Regions from separate parts of the Homo sapiens genome. Here region 1 is linked to region 2. Evidence: read pairs that join two places in POLR2A ChIA-PET (ENCODE). Cell type or tissue: MCF 10A. All regions are shown on one strand. Each heading gives the region's core, and the rest is flanking DNA. Links, peaks and the distances in the headings are about the cores only. Region 1 overlaps SGMS1 (sphingomyelin synthase 1). Region 2 overlaps SGMS1 (sphingomyelin synthase 1).

The links. ChIA-PET counts read pairs that join two places held together with the same protein. Peaks named below come from ENCODE experiments on the same cell type or tissue, not always from the same donor. Only the 100,000 strongest peaks of a DNase experiment are listed, where the experiment ranks them.
Region 1: POLR2A ChIA-PET joins it to region 2 with 5 read pairs; 2 of 35 experiments call an interaction of 5 or more read pairs at or near these places.

The regions. Positions count from the first base shown.
Region 1 is chr10:50,586,701-50,591,097 of GRCh38, forward strand. SGMS1 (sphingomyelin synthase 1) reads right to left here. Exons shown (of 11, transcript NM_147156.4): 2 at 3,453-3,547. It also overlaps the pseudogene RNU7-107P. Among named protein-coding and RNA genes, the nearest start is that of SGMS1, 35 kb to the right of the region's middle. In MCF 10A, for the core only: no CTCF peak of the experiment used is centred there; no DNase peak of the experiment used is centred there.
Region 2 is chr10:50,502,057-50,506,453 of GRCh38, forward strand. The region is part of intron 3 of SGMS1 (sphingomyelin synthase 1); the gene reads right to left. Among named protein-coding and RNA genes, the nearest start is that of SGMS1, 120 kb to the right of the region's middle. In MCF 10A, for the core only: no CTCF peak of the experiment used is centred there; a DNase peak (open chromatin) is centred at 2,155.

The DNA.
Region 1 (4,397 bases), core at 261-4,260, 85 kb after region 2:
GACTGATGAAACCACACCCAATTCTCCCAAGTGTGTCTCAATCTTCTCGCTGCTGTCTAGATTCCTCCCTCATATCACAGCAGAAGCTGAGCACAACCTGGTACTATTTCCACTATAACCATGATGAGGAGAAAACCTTGTTTAATTCTCATTTCCTCTGGAGGGTGCCCCAGATGGGTAAACCCAAACAATTACCCACATCTAGTAAAATAAATAAATTGTTATATTCTCCCACAATGGAATGCTCTAAAGAAATGAAAATGAGCAATCAATAACTAAACTATATGCAATAATATGCAGGAATCTAATATGTTGTTGAATGAGAGAAGCCAGACACAAAAGAGTACAATCTGCATTATATATTACACACACACACAAAGAAAAGACAAATGCAGAACTAATTTATGCTCCTAGAAGTCAAGAGAGTAGTCATCCATGGAGCAAGGGTACAGTTGACCCTTGAACAACACTGGTTTGAACTGTAAGGGGCCACTTAAAGGCAGATTTTTTTCAATAAACACATTGGAAAATTTTTTTGGAGATTTGCAACACTTTGAAAAAGCTCACAGATAAACCAAATAGCCTACAAATAGCAGAAAAAAAAATTAAGGAAATATGAGGTATGCTGTGAATGCATAAAATATATGTCATTGGCCGGGCGTGGCAGCTCACGCCTATAATTCCACCACTTTGGGAGGCCAAGGCGGGTGGATCACGAGGTCAGGAGTTCGAGACCAGCCTGGCCAATATGGTGAAACCGTGTCTCTACTAAAAATACAAAAATTAGCCTGGCATGGTGGCACGCACCTGTAATCCCAGCTACTCGGGAGGAAGAATCGCTTGAACCCAGAAGGCGGAGGTTGCAGTGAGCCGAGATCGTGCCACTGCACTCCAGCCTGGGCAACAGAGCAAGACTGCATCTCAAAATATATATGTGTGTGTGTGTGTGTGTGTGTGTGTGTGTGTGTGTGTGTGTGTGTCGTTATGTAGTAAGTCAGTAAGGCTTCCAGTCAACAGTAGGCTATTACTAGTTACATTTTCAGGGAGACAAAATTATACTTGGATTTTCAACTGCACCCCTAATCCCCAAATTATTTAAGAGTCAACTGTAGTGTCTAAAAGGAAGCATGAGATTGTGTTAGTCATGCTCTGTTTCTTAATCTGGGTGCTGGTTACATGGATGTGTTCAATCTGTGAAGTTATATTGAGCTATACACTTATAATATGTCTATTTTCCATATGTATCTTCTACTTCAGTAGAAAGTTTTTTAAAATCACCATATCTCAGTGGTCTAGGACTAGACAGGACCCCATATGTCTTCCCTTCATTCATCCTTCAAAACCCCCTTTGCCTCACGTGGAGTCCCACTCACTCCTCCTCATCTTTTCAAAGCATAACCATACAGAGGCCAAAGAATAAAAAAGCAAAACTCAATCATTCTGAGCTACCCGTGATTCCAGACACAACTCCTTCTGAATGCCAGTATCTTTTGAAGAACCTTTACTGCTATCACTGACCTTTTGTTCTAAATCAGAAATGAGAGTATAAGAAGCCACTGCTGCCCTAAATGGCTCACTTAAATAGACTTTCTTTAAAATATGCTCTAAATAGGCAACCTTATAGACACAAATGTCTGTAAAACAATGCTTAGATACACAGGGACGACTTGAGGAAGATACCGTAAATAAATAGTAACTGAGATTGGAAAGCAGAACAGTCGACAGCCATCTTGCAAGAACCACAGATAACTGATGGTGTAATTGGCTATAATGTGTAAAGATCTACAACTGTAATCATAGCTGAACATGTCTTTGAGATTTTAAGTAAAGTTTCAATGTAGGTAGTCAAATTATGAGGCTGGGAATCATTTTTAATCTCTCTAATGCTGATTTTAATACATTAACCTATATAACATCAACTTCACAGTACCAGTCATATTCTTTCCACATTCTCCTATAAGTTTAGGTTTAAAAAATCAGCTAAGACCTTTGATCACATCAGAGCACAGAGACTGATCTAATTTTTTTTTTTTTTTTTTTTTTTTTTGAGACAGGGTCCCACTCTGTCACTTAGACTGGAGTGCAGAGGCGTGATCTCGGCTCACCGCAACCTCTGCCTCCCAGGCTCAAGTGATTCTCCTGCCTCAGCCTCCCGAGTAGCTGGGATTACTGGCACATGTCACTACCGCTCAGCTAACTTTTGTATTTTTAGTAGAGACAGGGTTTCACTATGTTGGCCAGGCAGGTCTTAAACTCCTGACTTCAAATGATCCACCTGCCTCGGCCTCCCAAAGTGCTGGGATTACAGGCATGAGCCACCAGGCCCAGCCCTGGTCTATTTGTGAATCTTGATCAGGGAGAAGGTGAGGCTGGTGATCAGATCCACTGACCTAACCATGAAACATCAGCCATGGCGGGGATGGGTAGATTACAGGAAGAAAGCACAGTAATTTCTCTCTTGGGGTATATGTACAGTACAAGTTCCATGCCTTTATATTCAGATTTTTCTCATATCAAATTCATATTACTTATCTGTTCATTAAAGAAATCACTCTCTCTCTCTCCGTGTGTGTGAGAGAGATAGACTGGGACTCACTGTCGCCCAGCCTGGAGTACAGTGGCATAATCATAGCTTACTACACCCTCCAACTCCTGGGCTCAAGCGATCCTCCCACCTCAACCTCCCAAGTAGCTAGGACTACAGGCATGTGCCACCATGACTGGCTAAATTTTTAATTTTTTGTAGACAAGGTCTTGCTATTAAAAATGGTTTTGGGTTTTGTTTTTTGAGACAGGGTCTTGTCTGTCACCCAGGCTGCAGTGCAGTAGCTCCATCACGGCTCACTACAGCCTCGACTTTGTGGGCTCAAGCGATCCTCCCACCTCAGCCTGCTGAATAGCTGGGACCACAGGTGTGCACCACCACACCCAGCTAATTTTTTTTGTATTTTTTCTAGAGATGGGTCTCACCTTGTTGCCTAGGCTGATTTTGAAATCCTGGGCTCAAGCGATCCATTCCCCTCAGCCTCCCAAAGTGCCGGGATTACAGGTGTAAGCCAGCACGCCTGGCCTAAAAATGTTTTTAATCTGACTTTATTTCTATCAACAGTGAAGGGAGCATAACTCAGTTACACACTTCAGTACAAAACTATAAATTTAATTAAATGGTTCTGTGCCACGTAGTTCTAAAAGGTCTTTCAGGGAAGAATATCCTTATTTGTAAGAGCTGCATCCCAAGAATTTAGGAAAAAATGTCATAATATCTGCAACTTCTACATGTTTCAGCTAAAAAATGTACAAACCTATACACACACCAAAAAATGTGGCAAAATGCTAATAACTGTTAAAGCTAAGGTGTAGATAGGCAGGAACTCATTGCACGTTCTCTTAACTCTCTTCAGTATGGTTGAAAATGTTTTACAATAAAAAGCTGCATAGAAATATTTACTTACCTTTCAAATGATGGCTGTCTTCTTTCTCCTGATCAAAAATGAATGACTAAATATGCCCACGGGCCCATTCAGGGATCGTACATGCTGTCGTCACGCTGCAAGAATAAGCAAAGCAACATGCGTGTTATCACCAAGAATTTTTACTCTTAATACTATTTCAGTTGAGAACGTGTTCTTAATATATGATAAGCCTCTAAATTTAAATACTGCTACAACTTTTTAATAGGGGAAAAAGTAAAAAAAGAAAAAATAATCCCATCACATATTGAATGTAGGGAACAACTATCAGCCCCACCCACTCTAGGAAATTTTGGAATAAAGGAATTCCTCTGTAAGTTTCTTTTTTTTTCCCTCCAACTTTATTGAAGTATGATTGACAAATAAAAATTACATATATTTAAAGTGTACAAGGTGATGGTTTTATATATGTATACATTGTGAAATGATTGCCACAAACTACTTAACATATCTATCACCTCATACAATTCCCTTTTTTTTGAGGAGTTTTCTGGTAAAAACAAGAAAACTTGCTAGATAAATTCTAAAAGAGCCTTACAGTGTAGTTACCATTTGTGTGTGTGTGGTGAGAACACATAAGGTCTACTGTCTTAGCAAATTCAAATATACATTATTATTCCCTATAGTCACCATGCATTAGGTCTTCATCTTATAGCTGAAGGTTTGCCTCAGTTCCTGTCGAATCACAGCAATTTCAGGGCAGTGATGTAGCCCAAACATCCACTCTAACAAAAACTGGAGCTTCAATGACTTGAGATTTACTCTGACCTTGGATTTCTGAGACCACACTTAGAAGGCATCCACGTACCCACCTAGAACCACACAGGAATTGCTGAACCTCCTCAAATCCTTTCCAGCAAAGGTATTCAGATCCAATCTACAGTATACTCAACTACAATACACACAAGTTTGCGGCAAAGTGGTATC
Region 2 (4,397 bases), core at 114-4,113:
ATTTAGAAATATGTGGGGTTGGCCTTGCCTGCTGGCTGTCAACAGGAACTGAGTGCCCAGGCCCCTGGCTGTTCTGCCACAAAGTCCCTCCTCCCCCAGAGGCCTCTCACCTGACAAGATAGCTATCTGTAGCTATAACTGATCAAAACTGCTTACCTAGGTAATCATCTCTACTGCCTGCAAAAAGATGACTCTTGAATTTCCACCTCCAGCCTCTCCCCACACAAAGATGATTTACAAATGAGGAAAGAAAAAAAAAAAAAAAAACCAGCACAGCAGGAGAAGTCAGTAAAGAACACTACTGGTCCAGGCTCCTCCCTAACTGAGCTTCCGAGGGAAGTAAGGGAGAGGAGAGGTGCCATCCCACTGAGAGCCCAGTTCCTTCTACCTGCCCATGGAAGGGAAGAAAACAAACTTACCAGCATGCTGACCCTACCCTTCTCTCTATCTGGAAAGTTTAGTCTTTTAGGCATACCCACAGAGCAGCAAATATCTGCCCACATTTCACATTTTCCTAATGAGTTTGTTCTTAAATTCACCAAAATTTTAGTATTCTACTCTTTAAAATTGTGCAGATACAAAATTTTGTCACAGGAAAATATTAGGGAAAAAAGAAGAAGAAGAAATACTTTCCTTTTCAGTCCCCAGGTCTCTAACATCAAATGTATTTATGTGGATGCCCTCAAGACCTCACAGCCTTTTTCTAAAGGAAGTAAAAATTTGCAACTTTATAAATGTACATCAACTTTTCCATTTTAAAAATAGTCCCCAAAAGTGGACTGATTTGTTACTGGTCAGAAAATGAACGTATCACCCAAAAAAAATTCTCAGCACAGATCCAATCTCTCCCATGATGCAAACAGAAAGAAAGATACAGTTAAGCACAACCCAAAATGTAGTGAAATAAAATATCATATGAAACCATGACCGATACAAAAAATGGCTGCCAGAGAAAATTCCTTAAATCTCCAAAGAATCATTTTCTCCAACCCTACCTAGCATGGGAAGAACCACCTTAACTGAATGTGAGAATCCTTTATTCCTTAAAGACATGTGAACTCTATTTGTAATGTCTACAGAAAGCTCAGCCCTGGGAGTAAAATTTTAGATGTTCATCTTCCCTTGTCACTGATGGGGAAATGATTACTTACTACCTGGGCCAGAGAGGGAAAATGAACTTGCAGGCTTATGTGAAAACAGCAAAATGCTGTTTTTCTAGAAGAGCTGATTAGGAACACGCTAATTGTCCTAAGTGTAGCGGAGTGAGACCTTGCTCCCTAGTTCCTGTCAGGCCTCTGAGCCCAAGCTAAGCCATCATATCCCCTGTGACCCGCATGTACACATCCAGATAGCCGGTTCCTGCCTTAACTGATGACATTATCTTGTGAAATTCCTTCTCCTGGCTCATCCAGGCTCTAAAGCTCCCCTACTGAGCACCTTGTGACCCCCACTCCTGCCTGCCAGAGAACAACCCCCTTTGACTGTAATTTTCCTTTACCTACCCACATCTTATAAAACGGCCCCACCCCTATCTCCCTTCGCTGACTCTCTTTTCGGACTCAGCCCGCCTGCACCCAGGTGAAATAAACAGCCTTGTTGCTCACACACAGCCTGTTTGGTGGTCTCTTCACACGGATATGAGTGAAAGTTCCCAGCTCGTGGAGGAGAGAAGAGCAGTTCTGTGGGTTTGGCCTTAGACGACAAAGGCTAGGGTTCACTGCCCCGTGCAGACACAGTCCACAGGCACTGTCACTCTGACAGCCTGATATCACTAGGGCCTGAGAGACTGGGCAAGACAGAGGGCTGTCAACATATGTTGACCACGTCACTGTCTGCACTTAACAGAGCAGATTATCAAGATCGTAGAAGTTTTGTACAGAGAAAAAATGAAGGCCAGGCTAGCTGAGTGATTTACGCTGACTGACACTATGCAACTTTGTGGCTACACATCCTCTCGTGTTTTATAAGCATGTTCTACCTGCATCGATATGAGAGAGGATTCTGAATGAGATGGCCTACATAAACAGTGCCCATAGCTCCTGTCTGAAAATTGAGACACAGTCTGACAAGTATAAACAGACATCTGGAATTCATCATGCAGGGTACCTGAAACCAGGACAGGCTCAGAAAATGCAGGGTGTGTCATCACCCTACCTACCTCACTAGGCTCCCAGGCCCCTCCCCTGGAGAGCTGATTCAGTAAGTCCGGGTGGTGCCTGAGAATCTATATTTTTAATAAGTGCCCTGAGGAAATTCTTAAGCTTAGGTAAGTTTGGGAAACACTGGATTGGACTAATTATACTTTGTAACACTTAGCTTTCTCAAGATAGTTCCTACCTTTAAATCCCATTTAGCACTGTCATCAGTTATGTTAGCTTATAAATGGTAACAATAAATGAATTTTATTTTATCTTAATCCCCCAAATAACATAATTTTGATAATATCCATTTTAAAGAAAGAAGTTAAGTAATTGTGCAAGCTCATACAGGTAGTAAGTGACAAAAGGCAATTCTCCAGGAAGAAGGATGGGAAGATGGGGTAATAGGGAGGGAGAGGCAGGGATTTAAACAGAGATCTAACTCTAACAGCTATACTTGTAACCACTATATACACAGCCTCCTATACAAACATCAATCCTGTTCATTTTTTTTTTAAAGTAATGGCGGTTGACTTATTTCTAAAAGTCAAAAAGGTTTAGAAAAACATTTCTGAGTTATTATTCCTTTCTGGCTATACAGAGACCCAAAGATCCAAAAATATCTCTTAACAAATTGTTTTTATCGACTGCTGCTCTCAAATTTCCCTTTTGATGAAGTTTTGATCCTAGCCTCCATACCTCTCCCCAGTAGTAAAAAGATACAATAAAAAAGTCAACAGCTTGGCCAAGTGCAGTAGCTCACGCCTGTAACCCCAGTACTTTGGGAGGCCAAGGCAGGAGGCCAGGAATTCGAGACCAGTGCAGGTAACACGGCAAAACCCCATCTCTATAAAAAGAAAAAAATACAAAAATTAGCTGGGTGTGTTGGTGTGTGCCTGTAGTCCCAGCTACTTGGGAGGGTGAGGTGGGAGGATGGCTTGAGCCTGGGAGGTAGAGGCTGAAGTGTGCTATGATTGTGCCACTGCACTCCACCCTGGGCAACAGAGTGAGACCCTGTCTCAAAAATAAATTTAGAAAATTAAATTAAAAAGTCAACAGCTCCTCCCATAGAAACAATCAGAGGAATTACAATAGGTTATAATTTAGCCCCAAAATCTAGTCAATACCAGATAGAGGGGTAGATTTTTATACCAATTTATAACGAACAAAAGTCATATTCAAACATTTTTCTAGCTGCTCTGTTCTATCATGCCTAACACTGAAATTTTTTAAAAGAAGAAAATCCATCTTTTCCATTCTTCCTGCCTTAAAAAAGACCTGATATGTCAAGTGAACAGTACTTCTACACCCTTCTCCTCTCCAGCCTCAGGTTAATTTAAAAAGTCACTCAAGTTTGAAAAGGACACAAAAACTATAACCAAAGGCAAACTCATGATTCTTTCAACAAGTACTTATTGAGGGCTTCTAATATGCCAGGCACTGTTCTAGGTGCTATAGATACAGCAGGGAATAAAACAAAGACCTCTGCCCTCAAGGAGTTCATATGCAGCCAACAGCTCATCAGGCAGTGAAAGGTGCTGCTGAGCCCAAGGGTGCAGGGATGGGAGGGGGTGATGTACCTGAAGTGGTCAGGGAAAGTCTCCCTAACAGGGCCATCTGAGCAGAGGCCCGAGGAATGGGGAGCAAAGCACACCATATCTGCGGGGGGAGAGCATCCTCTAAAGAGAAAGGAGGGTGCCCGGCTGACCCCACTCCCACCCAAACCACAATCCACCAACATTTTCTACCTGCAGACATGGCACCAGCCTTCTCCCAGTTGCTCAGGCCTGAAACTGAGCTGTGATCCTTCCTCTCCCTCCTGATTACTCTATCTTCCCATCCTTCTTCCTGGAGAATTGCCTTCCCCATCTCCCTTGTCCTGGAATACTCTCCTCTTACCCTTCAGACTTCTCACTAGAAGTCATTCCCCCAGAGTGAATTTTCTGATCTCCCCATTACATGTAGATCCTACATTACACACTTATTAAACTTACTACACTCTGTACTTCTCCCAGCACTAGTCACAACTATAATTAAATCATTATTTCTGTAATTTAATGTCTGCTCTGCCTCAATAAACTAATCTCCATGAAGGCAAAGACCATATTGATTGTACTCATTTTTGCATCTCTAGTGCCTGAAAAATAGCCGAGTTCAATAAATATTGGAGAAGGAATTAAGCCTTCCTTCTCATGCTTCCGTGTTCTTGCTCAAAGAAAATTTACAGTTGCATTTTTCCATGGCATCATCTATGCCACA